Linked DNA regions of Homo sapiens: regions 2 and 3 are each linked to region 1. Evidence: chromatin loops called from intact Hi-C (ENCODE). Cell type or tissue: ovary. All regions are shown on one strand. Region 1 has its middle 8.7 kb from the start of CIMAP1C. Region 2 has its middle 40 kb from the start of MIR4313. Region 3 overlaps CSPG4 (chondroitin sulfate proteoglycan 4).

What was found. Hi-C counts contacts between places; a loop is a spot of excess contacts. Peaks named below come from ENCODE experiments on the same cell type or tissue, not always from the same donor. Only the 100,000 strongest peaks of a DNase experiment are listed, where the experiment ranks them.
Region 2: it touches region 1 in a loop (2.6-fold over the local background); 89 of 110 quality-filtered maps call a loop at or near these places.
Region 3: a loop joins it to region 1, with 2.2 times the contacts of the local background. A loop is called at or near these places in 53 of 110 quality-filtered maps.

The regions. Positions count from the first base shown.
Region 1 is chr15:75,730,740-75,734,739 of GRCh38, forward strand. It overlaps the pseudogene DNM1P35. Among named protein-coding and RNA genes, the nearest start is that of CIMAP1C, 8.7 kb to the left of the region's middle. RefSeq lists an enhancer at 592-1,523. In ovary, a CTCF peak has its summit at 2,256; DNase peaks (open chromatin) are centred at 1,062 and 2,252; H3K4me3 peaks cover 200 bases; H3K27ac peaks cover 945 bases.
Region 2 is chr15:75,799,840-75,803,839 of GRCh38, forward strand. No RefSeq gene overlaps it. Among named protein-coding and RNA genes, the nearest start is that of MIR4313, 40 kb to the left of the region's middle. In ovary, a CTCF peak has its summit at 2,424 (motif pointing left); a DNase peak (open chromatin) is centred at 2,402; H3K4me3 peaks cover 310 bases.
Region 3 is chr15:75,682,253-75,686,252 of GRCh38, forward strand. CSPG4 (chondroitin sulfate proteoglycan 4) reads right to left here. Exons shown (of 10, transcript NM_001897.5): 4 at 2,967-3,449; 5 at 2,484-2,660; 6 at 591-789; 7 at 355-489; 8 at 41-207. Among named protein-coding and RNA genes, the nearest start is that of CSPG4, 29 kb to the right of the region's middle. RefSeq lists enhancers at 205-1,049, 3,929-4,000. In ovary, a CTCF peak has its summit at 1,615 (motif pointing left); a DNase peak (open chromatin) is centred at 1,666.

The DNA of each region.
Region 1 (4,000 bases):
ACAAACATTTGCTAAGCTCCTGCCCTGTGCCAGGCTCTGGCTGGGTCCGGGGGTACGAAGACTTGGTCTTCACCTGGAGCCCTGGCCTCCAGGAGGTCTGAGGCTGTGTCCGTGAGAGGGTGGGAATTCACCCTCTCCCACCACGAGCAGATGTTGGAGGGTGGATGAGGCTCGGTGCCTGGCAGGAGACCCACCTGAGGTTCCTCTCTTCTCTCTAGGGGGCAAGACAGGCCTGGCTCCATGTTGGGTTACCTCAGCCAGGGCTTGGTGGTGACATCACAGTCCCACGAGCCTCTTGGACACTGGCTGGGGTGGGGGCTGGTCTGTTGTTCCACTGTTGCTGGAGGGAACCCCAAGGCCAATCACCACTCAGGTTCCCAGGACCTGGGGGGATGGTGGCCCTGGGCCAGGAGCAGAAGAGGGGCCCTGCCTGCAGGGACACATGGACACACCATCTGGAGGCACACAGGTAGGGGCTGTGCACACACACGTCCCTTACCGCACACACGTGGGGCAAGACACACACACAAATGCACAGACCCACACCTTACTCTACACACACACACCTGGTACCACCACTGCCTTCAAACACCCTGCCCCATCCCTCTCTCCCAGGCATCTCATCTCATGCACAGATACGTGCCCACCCAGGCTCACTGGCGCCCCTCACTGCCCTGGAGTAGTAAATCCACAAACCATGAGATGTCCCGACATGCAGAGAGAGGTGGGATGGGTGATGGGAGGGAGGTCAGGAGAGTCCCTGCATTCCCCCAGGAGAGGGGACCGCTGGCTGCTCTCAGCCCGCCAGCCTGGGACCTGGCCTCTGGGCGCTGTGCACGTGGTCGTGAGAGGGCACCCCCATGAAGACAAGCCAGGTCCCCACTCCTGCTCCCAGCACTCACAGACACCCACTCTCGGGGCTGCTCAGGTACGGGAGGACTAAACAGGAGCTCCTGCCACCCGGCTCCTTTCGGGGTGTGGTGGGGGGCTGGTGGGAGGACACATCCCCCTGAGTCCGTGGCCCTGCTCACTGGTGGAGAGTTGCCCGCCCTCCCGTTCCTTCTGCTCCCTCTTCCTCTCCACGCCCACATCCTCCCAGCTGGCCTTTCTCTCCCCCAGATCCTCTCCCATGACCAGGTTTCCTCTCTCTCTCTCTCTCTCTCTCTCGCTCCCTGTGTCCCTGTGACCTACTTATGCTCTAGAATAATGATCGACATTTTCAATTACCCCCAAAGTAACAGCCGTTCTTGGGGCCTGGCGGAGGACGGCTGCATGGGCGTGGGCACGGGCGCTGGTTTGAGTGTGGGGCCTGCGGGTGGTGGGGGTGGGGACGCCCATGGTCCCACTGTCCTTTGTTTGCTTTTTCTCATCCGGAGCCTTCAATTTTTCCTGGAAGATTGGAAGCACGTTTCCCTTCAGGGGAGGAAGGGAGATAAAACAGAGAAATAAAAACTGTCATCATTCTCTTGTAAACAGCGTAGAGCCAAGTGGGGGCTCGGCAGGAGAGAGCGACATGAGGGAGAGGCCAGGACAGAGAAAGGGGGCCGAGAGGGATGGGGTGGGGAGGTGAGCAGGAGCCCCCCCTCAAGGCCGGGTGGGTGGGTGTCCTGCAGGAAAGACTGATGGGAGGGGAATGAGGCGAGGTGAGGCTGATCCAGGGCTGGGGCCAGGTTGGGGGGTTGCGGTTTGAGGAGACACAGTGTCTGCTGAGTGCCAGGCAGGCCCTGGGAGGCAGGCGCTATTCTCCGAATCCCACCCTGCGCCAGGCTCTGGGGGTGCTGAGGTGAGTGACAGACATGTCTTTGCACTCTTGGGGCATAAACTCTATTGGAAACAAAGCGGTGGCTTCATGTGTTCAGCACTTATATCAATTGAGGCTCAGAGAGGGTGGGTGACCTGCCCGATGACACACAGCTGGAGGTGAGGAGACCAGGATCCCAGCCAGGTCCGTGTGACCGCAGTCTCCTTTCACACCACCTCCGCTGTGGGCACACTTGGCTCTTGCGTGACCTTGAGCAAGTCCTCACCTCTTGGCCATCAGTTTCCCCATCTGAAAAGCAGCCAGCATGCTGGCTCTCTGCAGGGCTGAGGGGAGCATCAGATGTCTGGATGTGAAGGACGCTCAGCTCTGGCTCTCTGGCGAGTTGGCGGGGGGACGGAGGAGCAAAGACCACCGGATGCTGGGAGAGGGACTGGCCGGCAGGGAAAGGAGGCCGGACCGCAGATTTACTCCCTGCTGCTGCCCAGTGGCAATAATTGGGTACTGCAGAGGGTGGGTCTGGAGGACCTTCTTCAGCTTGCAACAAGGCCAGAGCAGAAAGGTGCCTCTAGGGAGTGTTGTCTAGTCCTCCCGGCCCCATTTTGCTGATGCCCAGAGAAAGGAGGGACTCCTCCTCAGGTCATCCAGGGCAGAAGCTTGGGCTAGGCTTTCAGGGTAGGGTGCTTCCCTCCATCCCTGTGGCAATCAAGAAGCCCCCAGTCAGCTTCAGAGCAAGAGAAACAGAGTTCTACATCCTCTGCTTGATGCCACCACCTCCAGGGAGACTTCCAGGGTCTCCTCCAGTAGGAAGTGGCCTCACTCCTGCCCTGCAGTCCCACACTCAAACTCTCCTTGCTCCTCCTGCCCCACCCAACCATGACTGTCCTCCTGCCCGCAGCAAATCAGGCAGCGGGGCCCCTTGAGACACGAGAGATGGTGGAGAACCATTGTTACCACTCAGGGAGCATGTGCCAGGGGCCCACTCTGTCCTGCGGCTCTACCTGCATCCTCTCACTTGAACCTCGTAAGAACCTTGGTAAGTTGGGGTTATTTTGATCCCCATTTTTCAGGTGAGGGAACGGGCACAGAGAGTTTATGACCTTTACACACAGAGTGGTGGGGCATGGACTCAAACCCAGGTCTGTCTGTTCTCTGGAGAGGCACCTGCATTTGGAGGTGAAAACTACCCCTGTGGCCATATGACAGTCCACTGTGACCGGACACTGAAATGACCAGTCCAGGGGGCTTGTGGGCTGGGGTCTCAGCTTCACCACTGTGCTGCTGGGTGACTTTGGGCAAGGCCCATTCCTCTCTGGACCCTGGTTTCTCATCTGTGTACTGTGTATGTGCATGCATGCATGTGTGTGTATATATGCGTGCGTGCGTGCGTGTGTGTGTTCTGGGCTACCTCAGAGATCCATTCTGGCTTTGAGTGTGGTATATCCCATCTTGGGCTGGTCCCAAGGCTTGGGCCCTGGGATGGAAAGGTTTTAAAGGTCATGGGGAGGGGGTGCAGATGGCAGTGTGGGAGGCAGAGCTCTGGCTAAGAGCTGGGCCCCTTGGGTGCACCTCCTGCTTGCGTGTCACTGTGTAGGGCTGGGGATCAAGGGGAGGCATGGACTGTGAGGGCACGAGGGATCCGGCTCTGGGACAGGTATGGGGTTGGCCCTAGGGCCTGGATGTGTCTCCCTCCACTGCCTGCCACAGAGGGAGTTTGTCTTACAGGAAACAGCCTCATCCATCAGCGGCAATGGGGGGCTGACAGTGGCCACTCCCCACCAGCCCTGGCTGGAGGCAGACTCATAAATCCCATGCCAGGCTGGGCTGTAAATTCCTGTGATTCACATCTGGCCTCTTGGAGGACAGAGACATTTGGGGCTGTGGGGCTGGCTGTTCTCTCTTGGACAGGACAGGTGGGTACCCGGGAGAAGCCTCTTCACTGGCCCAGCAGTCTCAGATGGCCCCCCTGAGGAGATGCGATGCTGAGCCCCTGGATGCCTCAGGCCCAGCCCGAGCCATCTCTGCCCACGCCCAGGCCACCTCTGCCTGGGCCATTCCTGTGCTCTGGCCCGAATCACCCTGGAGGTCACGTGTGTGGACACACTCTGTGGCCTCAGAGATCTCATGGGGCCTGTGGCCCTGTGGGTGGAGGATTACTCAGGTGCTGGGGCAAGAGACTGAAGGCACAAACTGTTTCAATATAATAAAGAAAATAATTAGAATAAGAATAGTCATAATACA
Region 2 (4,000 bases), 69 kb after region 1:
ATAATAGTGTCTATTTCACAGAGCAGTTTTGAGGAAAATAATATATGTAAAGCACTGTGAACAGCAGTTAGTGCTATGTAAGTGTTTGCTCTAGTTATTTTAACATTTCAGATGATAAATATCTACCCTGTTATTCAGATGACAAGCGTCCCTAAGCTGATAACATGATGAAGAGCTTTTGGGTTTCTTAATTTCCATCAGTTTTGTGAGGGAAAAAATACCACATGAAGAAGAGCAACTGAAGCAGGCGTGAGGAGGAAACTTGGCTTAAGATTGGGGGGCTTGGGGTTATTAGGCTTTCATCTTCTAAAATGTCCTAAGCTCCATTGATAAGAAGACACTTAGTATCAATCCAGCTAAAAAGGAACAATAGACCCCACAAGACACTGAGTTAGAGACAAAAATAGCAGGGTAATAAATGAAATATGGAAAACTACACAACCAGAAAAATAAACAGCTACCAGTACCCAAAACGTGGTTAAATCTCACAGGATTATATTGAATGAAAGAAGCCAGCCACAAACGTGCACATACTGAATGGTCCCATTTATATGAAGCTAAAGAACAGGCGAAACTAATCCATGGTTGCAGAGGTCAGGATCCTGGTTAACTTTGAGGGGACAGCAACTGAGAAGGGGCAAGAGGGAGCCCTCTGTGCTGATGGGAACATTCTGTATCTTGAACTGAGTGGCGGTCACATAAGTGTGCACATATGTAAATAGTAAGGAGTTGTAGCTTAAGGTATAGGCACCTCGCTGAATGTAAGATACTGTCTTAGTCCATGTGTGCTGCTGTAACAAAATATTTGAGACTGGGTAATGTGTAAAGAACAAAAATGTATTTCTCACAGTTCTGGTGGGTGGGAAGTCCAAGATCAAAGCGCCAGCAGGTTTGTAGTCTAGTGAGGGCTGCTCTCTGCTTCCAAGATGGCACCTTAAATGCTGAGACCTCCAGAGGTGAGGAATGCTGTGTCCCAGCATGGTGGAAAGAACAGAAAAGCAAAAGAAGAAAACCGAGCTGGGTAGCTCCCTCAAGCCCTTTCATAAGGTCACTAATCCCATTCACGAGGGGGCTCCTCCTTACAGCTTAGTCATCTCCTAAAGACTCCACCTCTTAATACTATCACATTGGGGTTTAAGTTCCAACATGAATTTTGGAGGAGACACAATCATTCCAACCATAGCAAATATACTTTACTAAGAAAGAAAAAAACATAGTCTCTAAATATGATATTTTAAGAGTTTATATATTTAAAGCTCAATTTTCTGCTTGCTTACATACATATTTGTGACCATGAGTGTCATTCTTGGCTGAGAAACATTTCAGTAAATTTTAAAAAGTCTCACATTATCTATTAATATCTTATTCAGATAAGATCAAATTTCTAACCTACATTTTAGGTTGAGACAGAAACCCAGTCATTTGTTGCAATGTGAGAATGACAGAGAGATAGTAACTAGCAGAATCCAACTATAAAACTAAATTTAAGGGCACAATTCTCTACTAATCACTCCCCCAGACAAATCATTACTTGGATAGCAATGAATCAACTAAAAATGGAAGTGAGAAAAGTTCGAGTCCTTTTTGCGATGGATGGATGCTTATGAGACTATTAAGTGAAGGGGGTTCGGAAATAAGGGGATAAATGGCATACTAATTTGAGGTTGAATGGAGTAATGAGATGACCTTGGAAATATAAGAATCCTGCTTAATGGGGCTTGTCTACTTGCAATTCGATAAACTAATATACGTAAATTCAAGGAGATAAAGGACATGAGCACTCAGCACAAAATTACAGGAATAGATTTAGCAAAGAGGAACCAAAGTTGAGATAAGGGCCACTGTTCCAGGTCTGACATCTTTAATTCTTGAGTCATGGGGATGGTAAACCAGAGAACAGAGTCTTCCGACTGGAAGCTAAAACCAGCCTTTGGGGTGGGTTCAGAGAGCCTGTTCAGACTCAAGATGCGAAAACAGATGTTGCATGGTCGAAAACATCCCGAGTGCAAGGGCATTTTCAAAGACAGCGGTGCTCAGGGAAAAAGAATACTGTGTGTTTAAAAAGAAAAAAAATTAAAAGAAAGAATGGAAACAAGGAGGAAAAAGTGACCGGAGTGTAGGGTGACCATACGTTCTGGTTTGCAAGGTACAGCTAATGTTATGTCTGCTGTCCTGGTACAATTATTATAGTGCCCCCTTTCACTCTCCGAAGTGTCTTGATTTGGATGATAAAGCATATGATCACCCTATTAAAGAGAGGAAATTAGCCAGAAGACCTTTGTGTCGATTTTAAACGGTGTGGACTGATCCGCAGTCGCGCTCTTGCCGCTGCCCAGCTGAGCAGCGTGCACCACCTCTGCGTCGCCCTACCCCGCCCTGCCTGGGTCTCCAGGAAGGTTGGAGCGGAACCCGCGCTGCTCTGGTGCCACCTGCAGGTTATATGGGGGAACTGCTTCTCTCCACCCCACTACCCACCACCCCACATCCCCACCGCCACCTTGGACAGCCTTGGACTTGGCCAAAAGACATTAAGAGCACGCGAAGCCCTGGCTGGGGAGTGGGCTGGACCCTGCAGTGAAGCCCGCGTTACAGAATCAGACGGTCCCGGCTTAAGCCAACAAAGCCAAGCTCCTCTACTTCCTACCCACTCCTGGTCTTTCTCATTTTGTAGACAGGAAACTGAAGCCTAATTCAGATTTTTCATTGGTAGGATTGTGAAGCATACAGCGGGAGCCTCCCAGGTGCCATTCCCCACATCTCTGTCTTTCCGCTAACACTTTAGGGTAGTGGGGAGCTTAAGCTTACTAAGTTCCTACTGTGTACTGGCCAGAGTGGGCACTTTTATCTCCAGCCTCGCAATTGATGGGAAATAGGTGATTATACAACTAGGAGACAGGATCAGAGTGGGCTAGCGATGTGCTCACAGTCTCTCAGCTGAAACTGGAACCCAGGGGTCTTTGATTCTAAAGCTAGTGCTCTTTTTGGGTCTCCAGCTTGAGTAATAGTTGTAAAATACAAAGAGCACCATGAAAATCTAATATCAATCCATATAAGACTGTATTGCAAACAGAAACATAGAGTGTCTTCGTGGGAGTGATGGGGAGGGGGGAGATTACCTCAATTCTATGTAACCTGGAAACTCTCCGAGGAAAATGAATGAAGCATGACCAAGTGCAATTTGTCTGATAAAATCTGTCAGAACGTGGGGCCTTGTGTGTCCTGGGTAGTGAAGATGAGAAATCATGGTGCTGGACATTTGCTAAGGTGTTCCTTATGAAATCACTCAGGGCCTCAGTGCCTCCACTCTCTCCATGACCCCAGGCAGTTTCCCCATCTGTCTTCATCCTACTGCCTGGCACACTATCCATCAAACTGTTTTTAGAGTTATGTCTCGATAAAATAAAAATCATGGTGGGAGTCATTTACACCCTAGTGAGAGTCATCTAAGATTCCCTTATCTTTTCAGACCTTTTAGCTGAAGTTGGTTATGAGAGAGGATGGGGAGGGGGAAAAGGGTTGGGGCAAGCACTTGGAGCTTGCACTGTTTCTTGCCGGTGCCCTGGCACAGTGTGAATATGTCCATCTAAATGGAGAGCTCTATGCATGTTCCTCTCTACTCCCTTTGTCACTAATACCAGTTCCCAAGGCAGAGCCCCAGGAGGGCTGGACTGAAGGACCTGGAGGTAATAGCAAACGCTTGGCTTTGGGTTTCAGGTCAAGCTCTGCCAGTGACTTGCTGTGTAAGAGGAGACAAGTCAGTTCACCTCTCTACACTTCAGTGACCTCATCTGTAAAAGACTGGTCTGGACTAGATTAATGATTTTCTTATTTATTTTATTATTATTATTATTTTTGAGATGGAGACTTGCTCTGTCGCCCAGGCTGGAGTGGAGTGCAGTGGTACAATCTCGGCTCACGGCAACCTCTGCCTCCCAGGTTCAAGAGATTCTCCTGTCTCACCCTCCCAAGTAGCTGGAACTACAGGTGCCTGCCACCACAC
Region 3 (4,000 bases), 48 kb before region 1:
TGGGGGCATCTGAGTGGTGGCTGCAAAGTTGGGCCCTTACCTCTGCCTGAGTGAAGTTCACCAGGGCCTCCCCTGTGCTGTCCTGCTGGGCGTGGAACAGCCGGCCTAGCTGGGGGCCCCGCACCACACGGTAGAGCAGGAGCTGGGGGTCAGTGCCTGCGCTGGAGCTGGCCCTGAGGGTCTGACTGCTGAGTGGCTGGACGGACCCTGCCAGAGGCAAAAGGGGATATCAGATTTTGACTGGGAGCCAGGTCCAGGCCTGTGTTTGCAAAGAGGCAGCGTGACCCTGGCATGCCACCCTCAGCTCCGCCCCAGCTCCTGGCACCCAGGAATGCCCATGATCAGCACACCCACCTGGGCAGACAGTCAGTGTCTGGCTGCCCTTCAGCGAGAGGAGCACTTGCTTCTGGGCCGTCACTCGGAAGAAGTGTCCGGGGGAAGTGTGCTCGCCGTCAGAGAGGCGGAAGCGGAAGCCTCCATCCAGGGTTCCTGGGGACAGGGGCATTGGGTCCAGCTGGCCCGAGCCGGCTCCCCATCTCAGGGCACCCCCGTGGGCAGCAGGAACCCGAGGCCCGGCCCTCAGCACCCACCTCTGTGTGAGAACAGCACGAGCCCGCCGTCCAGCTGGGCCTGCGTGAAGCTGCGCACCTCAGTGCCCGGCGCCCCCCGCAGCACTACCCGCCCGTTGCTGGGCTGCTCGATGGTGTAGACCAGATCCTCAGACCCAGAGTCGCCGTCCGTGCTCCTCAGAGCCTCCGCAGGGATGGGCGCAGTGGCCCCCTCCCACATCTGGGAACACAGGCCTGTGAAGGTTCTGCCTTGCCGCACTCACCCACCCCTTCCTCCCCGGCCCTGGGCTGCCACCAGGGCTCCAGTCCTGCTGCGGCTCAGCCCCTCGGGTGGCATCGAGGCTGGCGCCACTCTGGCTCCCCTGCACAAAGGGCCTCCCGCATTCACCTTCCCTGTCACCCCAGGGAAGGCCCCAGGGAAGGTCACCCTCCAGGCCCAGCCTCCCTGCTCTCCATCTGCCCTAGTCCTGTGTGTCCCTCAAGGCCAGCTTATGTCCCCTACCCAGGAAGGCCCCAGCTCTTACCCTCACCAAGTTCTCACTCCCAGAAACCCCCAGCGCTGACCAACAGTGCTCCCTAATCTGTCTCACTGGTGGGACAGGGGTCTCCTTTCAGAGCCTCCGTGTGTGCCTGGCCGGGGCCGGGCACAGGTGGGAATGGTGATTTTAGAAATGGGCCCTCCTTCCAGCTGAGGGAGGGGTGCGTGGCGCAGAGAGTGGGGGGCTGATGGTTGGCACTGTTCTGCAGCACAGAATCAGCGTGGGATGGGCCCAGGTGCTTCCAGAGCAGTTAGGGGCCCTCCTTATGTTGGGCAAAGGGGACCCCTTTTTCAGGCCTCCCACTTGCAAGCAGAGCAGGTGCCTGTTCCTGAGGTCCTGGTACCAGTCTTGCTGGGTCAATTACTTGCGGGCAGAGCTGCAGTGGGACTCACATGCCCGGAAAACAGAGCCTTCTGGCATTCCTGGGCTTCCTCCCCCGGCCCCAGGGAGCCCTCAGGCCCAGCCCTGGCAGGAGGGGCCATAATGTTGCGGGGCAGGACCCCAGCACTAGGCTTCTGGAGCAAACACAGGTAGATGGCACCACCTGGTGGCTGTGCTGCCACACAGCCGTCCTGGCCTGTGGTTCCAGAGCACTGTGTCCCACTCTTTGGCGGCTTCCGCACCACCAGGCCACCCGCTACGGGCACATCCTAGACCACCAAGGCCCCGCCCCCACCCCCGCCCCAGGCACCCCATGCCAGAGACAGCCCAAGTCAGCCCTTTATGGAAACTTCAGTGGCTCCTGCTGACCGGGGAGGATGCACCCCAGAAGCTGGGGTTCAAAGCCCTGCCATGTGGGCTTTGTAAAGCCATGCCCTTTCTGTTCCACCAGAACTACTTTTGCAACCATGGAGAAGTTCCATCCCACGTCTGGGCCTCAACTTCCACCTGCAGAGTGGGGCCCTTACCTCTGCCTGAGCGAAGTTCACCAGGGCCTTCCCTGCACTGTCCTGCTGGGCGTGGAACAGCCTTGTGCAGGAGTTTGGGGAGCCAAGCCATGGCCTTCACTTGCTGGGTGAAGGTGGGAAACTTAACAGCTTCCGCCCTGATGCCTGCCCTTAAGGGCTTGTAAGTGATTCTGTCAGATGTTCTGGTCCTTAGCCACAGAAGAAGGAACAGCAGAGCCACCCGTGGCCGCTCAGAAGTCTGCCTACCATACTTGCAAACATCCAATAAAAAAACTTCCCACCTGTGTTCTATTTCAGCACAATCTCACTTCTCTCCTTCCAACAACCCCGTGAGGCATGTGGCAGCGTCCCCATTTTGCAGAGGAGGAAACTGAGGATCAGAGCTGGGGGAGCTCTGAGCCGCGAAGTAGGGGACGCTGGCCTCTTTCTCGAAGCAGACATGGGGGTGTTCCCAGGGATGCTCTCACCTGCAGGCCTGTGTTTGTAGTGAGGATGGGGGGTTGGTCATTGACAGGCAGGACAGTGACAGTGAAGGCCACAGGATGGCTCTGGCGATCCATCTCGGAGGCATTAGCCATCAGGACAAAACTGTCTGTCAGTGTCTCGCTCCCGTCATGCACGTAGCGGATCAGCTGCTCTTCCACCTAGGGGCAGGCCCAGGGCTGGCAGTCAGGCCCCAGCAGCACCCTTCATGCCCTGCCTTTGGGTGCAGGAGGAGACTGACTCTTTTAGGGCTTCATTTTCCATTGGTAGAAAATGGGGACCATAAGTTCTGGCTCCGAGGAGTTGTGAGGAAGAAAAGATATATGGTATTTAAAGCATAGGTGCTTCTGAAATGTGACTCCCCGTCTCCTCTCTGTGTATAACCCCCAGACTGGGAGTCCCCAGGGCTCCCTCCACTCTGCCCCCAGAGCTGGGCTGCAGCCCCTGGGCCTCTCTCACAGCCATACCATTCTCCAGGAGAAGGCGCTGAGGGTCCTGGCTTGAGGTCCGTCCTCCTTCTGCAGGGCTCCATGCTGGGGTGGCTCCAGCACCTGCAGGCTGAGGCCCAGGAGAGTGGGGAAGTAGGGCCCGGAGACACGGAGCAGTGGAGGGGCCAGGGTGAGGCTGCCACCCTCAGGGACGCTGAAGTTTTGCGCCTCTAGTGGGATGGCAGCGGGCAGCACCTCCAGCTCCACAAGGACGCCCTCGAGGGGAGCACCCAGGCCTGAGGCCACATCCAGCGAGAAGGCATCGCTCCAGGCCTCAGGGCGGGAGTGCAGGTACAGGACCCTGCCTGTGTCCACTGCCTCCTGGGAGAAGCTCTGCACAGGGTCCAGGCTGGGTGGCTCATCTGCCAAGGCGCCACGCGACACCATCACCAGGTAGCCGGCACTCGGTGGGCTCTTCACTGAGAATACGATGTCTGCAGGTGGCACTGCCTCCTGGGCTGCCTGGTTAACAGAGGTCACAAGGACTCACAGGGGGCCACAGAGGGGGTCTCAGAGGGGTCCACTGTGGCCCTAAGAAGCCGGAACAGGCTTGATCTTGCCCCACTTATTCCTCTAGATACCACTGCTCATTTAGACACACAAACACACACGTGGGTTCACACACACAGCAGCCAGACATGCAGCTGGTCACATTTTTTGTTTTTTGAGACAGGGTCTCACTCTGTCACCCAGGCTGGAGTGCAGTGGTACAATCACAGTTCCTTGAAGCCTCAACTTCCCAGGCTCAAGGGATCCTCCTACCTCAGCCTCCCAAGTAGCTGGGACCACAGGCATGTGCCACCAGGCCCGGCTAATTTTTAAATTTTTTGTGTAGAGATGGGGTTTCACTGGGTTGCCCCGGCTGCTGGTCACATGTTAATGCCCACCCCACACACGGTTGCAGGGGGTCGGTCACACAGCTTGAGATGCACTCCCTCAGGGAGGTGCATAATCACATGTCCCCAGACTCAGTGACACAGACACACGAGTTCATCATATGCTGACGCAGTCAC